Linked DNA regions of Homo sapiens: region 1 is linked to region 2. The links are chromatin loops, found by intact Hi-C in ENCODE. Cell type or tissue: psoas muscle. All regions are shown on one strand. Each heading gives the region's core, and the rest is flanking DNA. Links, peaks and the distances in the headings are about the cores only. Region 1 overlaps PTPN14 (protein tyrosine phosphatase non-receptor type 14). Region 2 overlaps PTPN14 (protein tyrosine phosphatase non-receptor type 14).

Region 1 (4,392 bases), core at 295-4,294, 50 kb after region 2:
TGGAAGGCCAAGGCGGGCAGATCATTTGAGGTCAGGAGTTCGAGACCAGCCTGGCCAACATGGTGAAACCCCGTCTCTACCATAAATACAAAAATTAGCCAGCCGTGGTGGCAGGCGCCTATAATCCCAGCCACTCGGGAGGCTGAGGCACGAGAATCGCTTGAACCTGGGAGGTGGAGGCTGCAGTAAGCCAAGATCGTGCCACTGCACTCCAGCCTGGGTGACAGAGCAAGACTCCGTCTCAAATTAAAAAAAAAAAAGAAAAAGAAAAAGAAAAAGCAAGCAAGCAGAATATTGCCTTAAAATACACTTAAAAATTTCAAGAGCATCCTTATATCAGAAATTTAAAATCTAAAAACTACACAAAAGTCAGGTAGAATACTCTTCCTTCTTCAAAGCATGTTCCCGCATTGCTTCCCAAGCATTCAGAATGACAAGGTCCGGGTAAAAGGCAAAAAGTAAAGGGTTTATGTGATTCCTTTTCCTACCAGAAATATCCATTTGATGAGGAGACTTCCCAGGTATTTTAATGGAAAACTCTTACCAATAAATGAACTATACCAACATCAAAAAAATGCACTTATTCCATTCACTGAATATGCTTTATGAACTTACACAAATCCCTCACTTTACAGATGAGAGGGGAAAACATCATTTCAAAGGCAGCACACGGTTTCTCCAAGCTAAAGCAGACACTGAGTAGCTGCAATACCTTGTTCTCCTCTTCTACTGATGGCTTCTTGTCTCCTCTTATTTAGTAGGGACAATCATCAAAACTCCTGCTCTCGCAACATTTTCCTCCTTAACTTTACTCCCACTTTTAGTTACCTTTCCAATCTTCAAATTCGAAGTCTGATACCACATTTTGTTTGGGGATATTTTTAGGAAAAGGGTGGACAAAACAGAATTAGGTTTTTGTTTTTGTTTTTGTTGTTTTTGTTTTTGTTTTTGAGACAGGGTCTCAGTCTGTTGCCCAGGCTGGAGTACAGTGGCATGATCACGGCTCACTGCAGCCTTGAACTTCTGGGCTCAAGTGATCTTCCAACCTCAGTGTCCCGAGGAGCTGGAACTAAAAGCACAAAACACCATGTCTAGCTAGTTTTTATATTTTTTTCTTTTTGTAGAGACAGGGTCTTGCTATGCTGCCCAGGCTGGTCTCAAACTCTTGGCCTCAAGCTCTCCTCCCACCTCAGCTTCCCAAAGTGTTGATATTACAGGTATGAGACACCACGCCTGGCCAGGTCATTAATTTTTTATTAAATTCTTGCATGCCTATTTTACCCACAGTCTCCGATGAATATTTCCACGCTGCTAGAGATGAAATTCTGCCTGGCTCAGGATCCCTACTACCTTACCAGCATTACAGAAAACTGCTGGGGTTAGCTACATGGATTCAACCAAAACTCTAAAGCTGCAAAGCAATGAGTAAACAACCCCCAACTATTTTACCCTCTCCCCCACCACACACCCGCACCCACACCCACACACCCCTAAATCTACCAGCTCATCTACTTCATTGGAAGCTTCACAGTTAGTCAACACCCTTATATGGCACACAGGGGGAAAATGCACCTACCTTGTGGCCTCTTGCTGAAGCCATGACACATTTGGCACATAGAACATGACTCCAAAGAAAAGCAAAGGCTCATTAGCGAATTTGTCCAGATGTTTCTTCAGAGGTTTCTCCAGCTCCACCCATCGTGCTTGCTGGCTCTTGCTGAGAAACCAAAGGCCAAAGTAGTGCGTCTAGATAAAAGGGTAAAATAGCATCAGTTCATGCTCACCACAAGCATCCCAAGGCCACACAAGAAACGAGACTCCAGCATGCTGCATCCCACCCTGGGTTCCCCAGCCCATATATAAGATCCAGCTTTGACATATAACTTTGGGACTAATCAAAAGAAACCACAACCACACACTACTGTAACATACATGGAGTATCCAGATGCAGTATCCCTACTCATTACTACTGTTTGTGCTTGCAGATACCAAAGCGCCCATGTGAGGTAAGGGGAGTCGCGCAGGGAAGGGATAGTGCTGACTTTTCCCCTGATATCTGAAGACTGCCTTTTCTGTGTGCCTTCTGCATGCTTCATGATCTCACATGGAGCACACTGGCAAAGACCAACACCGCTCCTGCACCTGCTGCAATGTAACTTATTACTCAATTCCTAAGACAAAACCGCCTGCCAACTGAAAGCTTCTGCACTGTAGAATATTTTCATACAGTACCAGATTTTAACGGAGAATTTATTCACTCTTTTCGTGTGCTTTAAAAAGTATCATCCTCTTCCACTTTATTATACACGAACTGCAGCAAATCTCTCCCCATATCAAGCTTTGAGAGAGGAAGGATCGCCTCCTCACAGCTGCTGCAGGAGCCCCTGGTGGCTGTTCTTGGCAGATTATGGTGGGATTTGTTAGATGAAAGTGAGATTTTCGCCCTTAGACTTGAAGCCTAAACCAGTTTAGTTTTGAACAACATGCTAAATGATTAAAACAGGTACTTTTATGCACCCAATCCCATCTTTTATATTAATTCATGCTAGGATTTCAGGATTAGCACAACAATCACCAAAAAATAGATCACTGCTTTTGAAGATTCTTTTATATCTCAATTATAGCCTAGAATGGTTTACAGCACACCTGGAAATCTGCCTTCAAAAGAATGTTTTCATTACAATGTTCAATTTCCAAAGGCATTCTTATGCTGATGTTCCCACTCCAGCTGGCTGCCCCCTCAACATTATACAGATCAATCCCTGCCACAACCCCACCAAAATCTCTCATGAAGCTATGACTCTGACTTTACTAGAAAACCAGACGTGCCCTTGCCTATATAAAGCTGCAGACCCAGATGCTTTAAAGATATTTTAAATGGATTTACTTTGAGATGGGGGTAATGATTTGATTAGCTTTCTCCCATGATGTTCCAAAGGACAAGTTCACATCAGAAATCTATGCATTTCTTGAGCAACAAAATGCCAACCAGAGCCAAGGTTATATTTCTATCAACTTAGACAAACTTACTTGGATGAATTCTGACCCTATTATTCATTTCCTAGCTCCACTGAGTCCATTAGTTGTTCCAACCTGAGTGATGACATAGAGGAAATGAAATGTGGCTGAATAGAAAGAAAACAGACTTGGAGGTCAGTCCATCTCCCATCTTTTGCACTCACTGTCTCAGTAACTTTACACAAGTCATTGAGCCTTCTAGACTCTCAGAGTTTTCTCCTCTGCAAAATGGAGATGATGGTTACAACTTTTGCCCACAGGCTCTGAGAGGTGTAAATGAGATAATGCCTGTCAATCACCTGCATGGCACATGGTAAGTAACTACATCATAAGTGGTACCTTCTATTGCTGCTGCGGCTGCACGACTACTACTCCTGTTACCACCACCACCACCACCATCGCCACCACCATCATCATCATCAGTAAATCAAAGCAGGTAAACCTCATAAATCTTTTTCATCAGCACTACTGACATCTCTGTGAACCAGAGAATCAGGAAACAGAGGTTATCTGGGAGTCAATGAGAAAAAGCAGGCAAAGGTAGAAGCTGGAACATCTACAAATAACATAAATATTTAAAAGATGTAAGGAAAAAAATCACAAAGCTATACCTCCACTAAGATTTTGAGGATCTCATGAGAGATGATATTGGGACACTGGAACATCACTCTGATGCTATCCTCTGAGATCTATGATGTAGGCTTAAGCTAACCTTAACATGAAGTCATTTGGGTATTCAATTCAAGAAACTTATCTGAAAAGGGTCCAAAGTAGCTCTGCATTATACTGAATTCCTGTATGGAACACAGGGCTGTATGAGGGTATTCCACGGTATTTTGGATGCCTAGGAGTGAGTCTCCATATAATAAATTATGTAATATATGTAATTAACATGCTATGCAGCAATTATTAAAGTTGGAAAAGAGCCCTTTTATAAGCATTAGTGGAGAAACAGAGGGCAACTTCACAATTGCTTAACAGGCTAACCATGATTTATCATCTTTCACTAAAAGTAGTTTTGACATTTGGGAGATATTTTTATGGTCCACACTTCATTCAAATTAGTAATATTCAAATTATAGAGGGCCACAGTAACTGCATAAATGTTCTACAATCGATTTTAAAAAACGGTTAAAATTTTTATTGCTTCTGTGTCTTGAAAGCTATTTTAAATTTCCTTTTCTCATTCCCATCCATCCAGATCATTAAACCAGACCTGACCTCCACCCCAGAAATCCCTCAGAGAAAGAATATTCCATGGAATATATACACACGAACATGTATGTGCACACATACAACACACACAAAATGCACACTACAGCTGCACATACACACACTCCTGTGCATACACACATATGGATATGTTGAGGAGGA
Region 2 (4,392 bases), core at 180-4,179:
AAGAGCCATTTAGCCCTTTCTGAAAGCTGCGGCCACCCTGCTCGATTCTACTTGATGCACATGGGCAGTTCTCATTAAGGCAAATTGCAAACGTGCAACAGAGGGGGAACTGAACACTTATAAAACAGCCAGTGGAGCTAGTCTGGAGTGAAATGTTTGTGCTGAAATTGCAGGCATCTCCCAAATTGCTGAAATGTGCCAGTTGCTTTAGGTTTCTGATAAATCTCCATTTTTTGTAAAGTTGGTCAACAGAGAGTGGAAAATGAGTTTGGATGATGGGCTCAGCTCTATAAATGACTATGATCCATGACCCCCCCAACCACACCCACTTCAGGAGGTGGATGTGCTGCAAAGGATGTGATGTGCTATAGCAGTTTCCGAGGCATAGCTTCCATAAAACACCAAAGGGGCTAGGAACCCACAGGGGAGGGCCCTATAAAGCTGGAGAAATAAAGCATGATTGTATACAAGAAACGTTTCATTCTACCTCACAAACGATTATCCCTGTATTGGCTCAATGAAGAGAAAAAGAGAATAAGAAAACTACTGACTAGAGTCTTCATTAATGTTACACATGACATTGGCTACTTGTCCTGTTATAAGGCTGGATATCAGCCTTGATACCTCCAAGGTGCCGGATTGGCTGATGCTTGGTACTCACTTAGATGGACTGTCTTATTGAACTATTCTGCTGAGGACCATGGCAAACTTCAAAACGTCTTGGTTAAGAAAAAGCATTTGTTTATCTATAATAAATTGGACTTGCCAACTAAGGCTGCATAGCAAAAAGAAGGCCAAGCCATTCTGGCCCACTGCTATCAACAATGGTTTTCCAAATGCCAGTACCGGTCTGAGAAGGTTAAAGCCAGCACAGGGCACAGCATATTACCTTTACAGGGAAGATTTCCTGTCCAAATCCATCCAAACGTTCAACTTCATTGATGTACATCAGTTCAGCTTCTGCTGGCAGGATTCCACTAAAATCAAAATAGCATCAAAGGAAGAAATGGTTAAGGGCAGCCAGTGGAAGATCCCACTCTCCTGATGGCAAATTCCAGAGCTGTGGTTTAGCTCTAGTTTCTGGGAAGAGCAATCATTACCCAACTGTGAGGGTAGGGTGCATTACTAAGTAATTCATTGACATCTTTCCCAGTAGCCTTTTACTTAACAGCGAATAATAAGAGGAAGGTAAAGTATTTAATTAAGAGCCACAGCCCTGTAAACATGAAATCATTATTCCAGACATCCCTTCGAATATGTTGCCTACTTTAAAAAGAAGTTATTTTTCTCCCATCTGGGAGAAATCTTCATTATTAAAAAAAAAAAGGAAAAAGTTTATCATGAGGATAATATTTTGGGAGTCAAATGGCCGTGGCTCATGCCTATAATCCCAGCACTTTGGGAGGCCGAGGCAGGCAGATCACTTGAGGTCAGGCATTTGAGATCAGCCTGGCCCACATGGTGAAACCCCATCTCCACTAAAAATACAAAAATTAGCTGGGTGTGGTGGTGCATGTGCCTGTAATCCCAGCTACTCGAGAGTCTGAGGCATGAGAATTGCTTGAACCCCGGAGGTGGAGGTTGCAGTGGACCGAGATCGCACCACTGCACTCCAGCCTGGGTGACAGAGCGAGACTCTGTCAAAAAAAAAAAAAAAAAAAAAAGCCACGATGAGAGAACTTAGGATCACTGCATAGGCCTCGATATCAAACTCCTGGTGCTTCCTTGAATTAAAGTTTCTCTCTTTTTCTTTCCTTCACCTGCCTACCACCCAACACAGCACTTTAGGTCTTCACTCTCTCAGCACAGGCTGTCTCAGGCTTCCCAGATTCTCTAAGGAAGGAAGGAAGGAAGGAAGGAAGGAAGGAAGGAAGGAAGGAAGGGAGGGAGGGAAGGAAGGAACGGAGCAGTTTTCAAGTGGACATTCACTTTTGCAGAACGGAAGTACAGAGCTGAGTCACGTGGTGGAATAAATACAAGTGTGTTGGCTCAAGCCCAGAGTTGCTGATAGGGAGATGGATGCCTCCTGCCCCATGGGCTGTAAACATCTGTTGTGCAGGCAGCCCCTTACCCTCTGCCTGCCTTACCTGTGGGCTTTGTGTTCTTGGGCTACCTTCTGGGTCAGCTCCTCCAGAACAGCCTCTTCCAGGGCCAAATCCTATAAGAATAGAAAGTGCTTAAGGTCACATGAGGGTGTGGGCATTTGCTATTTTGCTTGCAAATCTTAAAGCTCCCTTCCTCAGATGTTCCTGATTAGTCACATTTCCTCAATATCTCCTTTACTGCTGTAGAATTAAAGGTTGTAATTTTTAGAACTGAGTTATGATTTCTACTGTTATAACACGGCTCTCCATTATAACAGGTTATTTCCAGGCATATTTTGGGTTGCCGCGTAAGTTCTGTGGTGCCAGGGAATAGCTCTTTTCATTCATTCTTCCCTATCCGCCTGCCTCTCAGATGTACGTTTATAAAAAATGCTTTGCGTGTGCTTACATATTTCTAATGATTGGGGTATAGGCCAATGAGTTTCCAGGCCATCATCCCTTCAAAAGTTGAGCCTAGGAAGGGACTGTGCCAGGCCTTTCTGTATACCAGGAAACGAATTCAAAACCACTGAAGGCAGAGTAGGCTCATTCTGATGTTACTTGATGGTCACGGGGGCAGAGGAAGCCATGACGGCTAAAACATCTCCAGAGAGCTCTGTAAGGCAACAGTTGCGTAGCTGACTAGTCAGCATCTCTACCAGCTGAACCCCAGGCCCCTGGAACCTGTGATGTGCTGACTACTATGGGCTCAGAAGAACTGATTACACACATCTTTTCCCAACTACCCTTCCGTAACACCACAGTGGGAGGATTTACATCACAGAAATAGGCTTGCTAAACACTGGCCAGGGAAGCACTGCTTAGGATGGTGAGATGGAATCAAGAGGAATAATCCAAAATAAGCAGACCGAAGCAATGCATTCTTGAGAAATTGATAGAGGTAGAGATTCTAGAGTTTGTCTCATGCCTGTGGTGGCCTGGGGCTCAAGCCCCAAGCCAGCTGCCTCTAGCTTTCCTGGGCAGCAGGTCCCACATATTCCAGGCTAGTAAGCACCAAGAGGGTCACAGATGGGCACCATTTTCCTGTGACCTCCAGAGCAGATGTCAGAAGGAACTCTGAGCTACACCCTGATGGGTACCTGAAGCTCATCCTACTAGGATGGGAGGTAGGGACTGATGTTTTGGCAGAAATCATACCAAACGCCCCATTCCTTTGATTCTAAAATACCACTTATATAAAGATTCATCTCCAACTTAACTTTACATGGATGAAAACACTACCCCTAAAAATGTACACCTCAAAACTGTGAAAAACATCCCATCTCAAATCATTAAAATCTGAAAAATCAATATATTTTAAAACTGGAAAGCACAGACATAAATGTATGCTAAAAATTCTATAGCTCTGCACATCCTGCTAATTCTAGAGTTCACGAGAGACTTTAGAGCAGACGGGGAATTATGGCAGCTCTTACTTTTCACATAACTGATTAATTTGCGGTTTCCTGTTTAGCCATCCATTGAAATGACTCAAGTCCGTGATAGGAAATAAGCTCAACATTTTTAGTTTCATGTTGTGGAGTAACAAAGATATCACAAGGCTTAGAAAGTTAGCTATGTATGTGCATCCAGGTATTGAGTAAAAACCCCATTAATTTTGAAAAGCTAATGAAGGGCATGTGGCAACAGAATATAAAATAAAGTGAAGATCAAAAAGTGTTCCATTAAATCTCCGTTTCCTACTTTTAAAAAGAAGCCCAAAGGTACCCCCTCTGCTATTGTTCTCAACTTAACCGCCTCCATCTGCACCTGGGGCCTCCCTGAGGTATGTGCCCTGCCAGGGAGAGTGCGAGCATGGCCCTGTGGGAATGAAAAATGGCAGAATGCATGCCTGTACACAGCCACACACCTGTGGAGCGCCTTGTGTACTTGACTTTGTTCTTTTCTCTGCTGAAGAAATGCCATTTAACAAATTCAATTACTTCATAAGATCAAACACAGCCATTCATCCTATCTTCCCTCCCCCACCAAAGGAATGCATTCTCTTTGAAAGCTCCAGTGGAACCAAGGAAAAAGTTTACACCCTTCTAAGACTACCCCCGGCCTACTCAGCAAGGTCAACACCTGGGCCTGGCATGCAGACCATTCTTCAATGTGACTCAGCTTCCCCTTCCAGACCTCCTTGCCCAAGAGGTCAAGCCCCAGGCCGACACCTCTTCTAACACACACTGCTTTTACATTTCCATTCGGAAAGGATGGGCCTTTACATGCCCATCCCCTCTGGGAGAACCATCCCATAACGTCATGCAGTGTGAAATGCCACATCATCCTTACGTCCTGTCTCAGC

Evidence for each region. Hi-C counts contacts between places; a loop is a spot of excess contacts. Peaks named below come from ENCODE experiments on the same cell type or tissue, not always from the same donor. Only the 100,000 strongest peaks of a DNase experiment are listed, where the experiment ranks them.
Region 1: it touches region 2 in a loop (2.3-fold over the local background); 10 of 110 quality-filtered maps call a loop at or near these places.

What each region holds. Positions count from the first base shown.
Region 1 is chr1:214,450,229-214,454,620 of GRCh38, forward strand. PTPN14 (protein tyrosine phosphatase non-receptor type 14) reads right to left here. Exons shown (of 19, transcript NM_005401.5): 3 at 1,577-1,746. Among named protein-coding and RNA genes, the nearest start is that of PTPN14, 99 kb to the right of the region's middle. RefSeq lists an enhancer at 1-477. In psoas muscle, for the core only: no CTCF peak of the experiment used is centred there; no DNase peak of the experiment used is centred there; H3K27ac peaks cover 1,697 bases.
Region 2 is chr1:214,400,796-214,405,187 of GRCh38, forward strand. PTPN14 (protein tyrosine phosphatase non-receptor type 14) reads right to left here. Exons shown (of 19, transcript NM_005401.5): 6 at 2,088-2,158; 7 at 890-977. Among named protein-coding and RNA genes, the nearest start is that of SMYD2, 120 kb to the left of the region's middle. In psoas muscle, for the core only: no CTCF peak of the experiment used is centred there; no DNase peak of the experiment used is centred there; H3K27ac peaks cover 606 bases.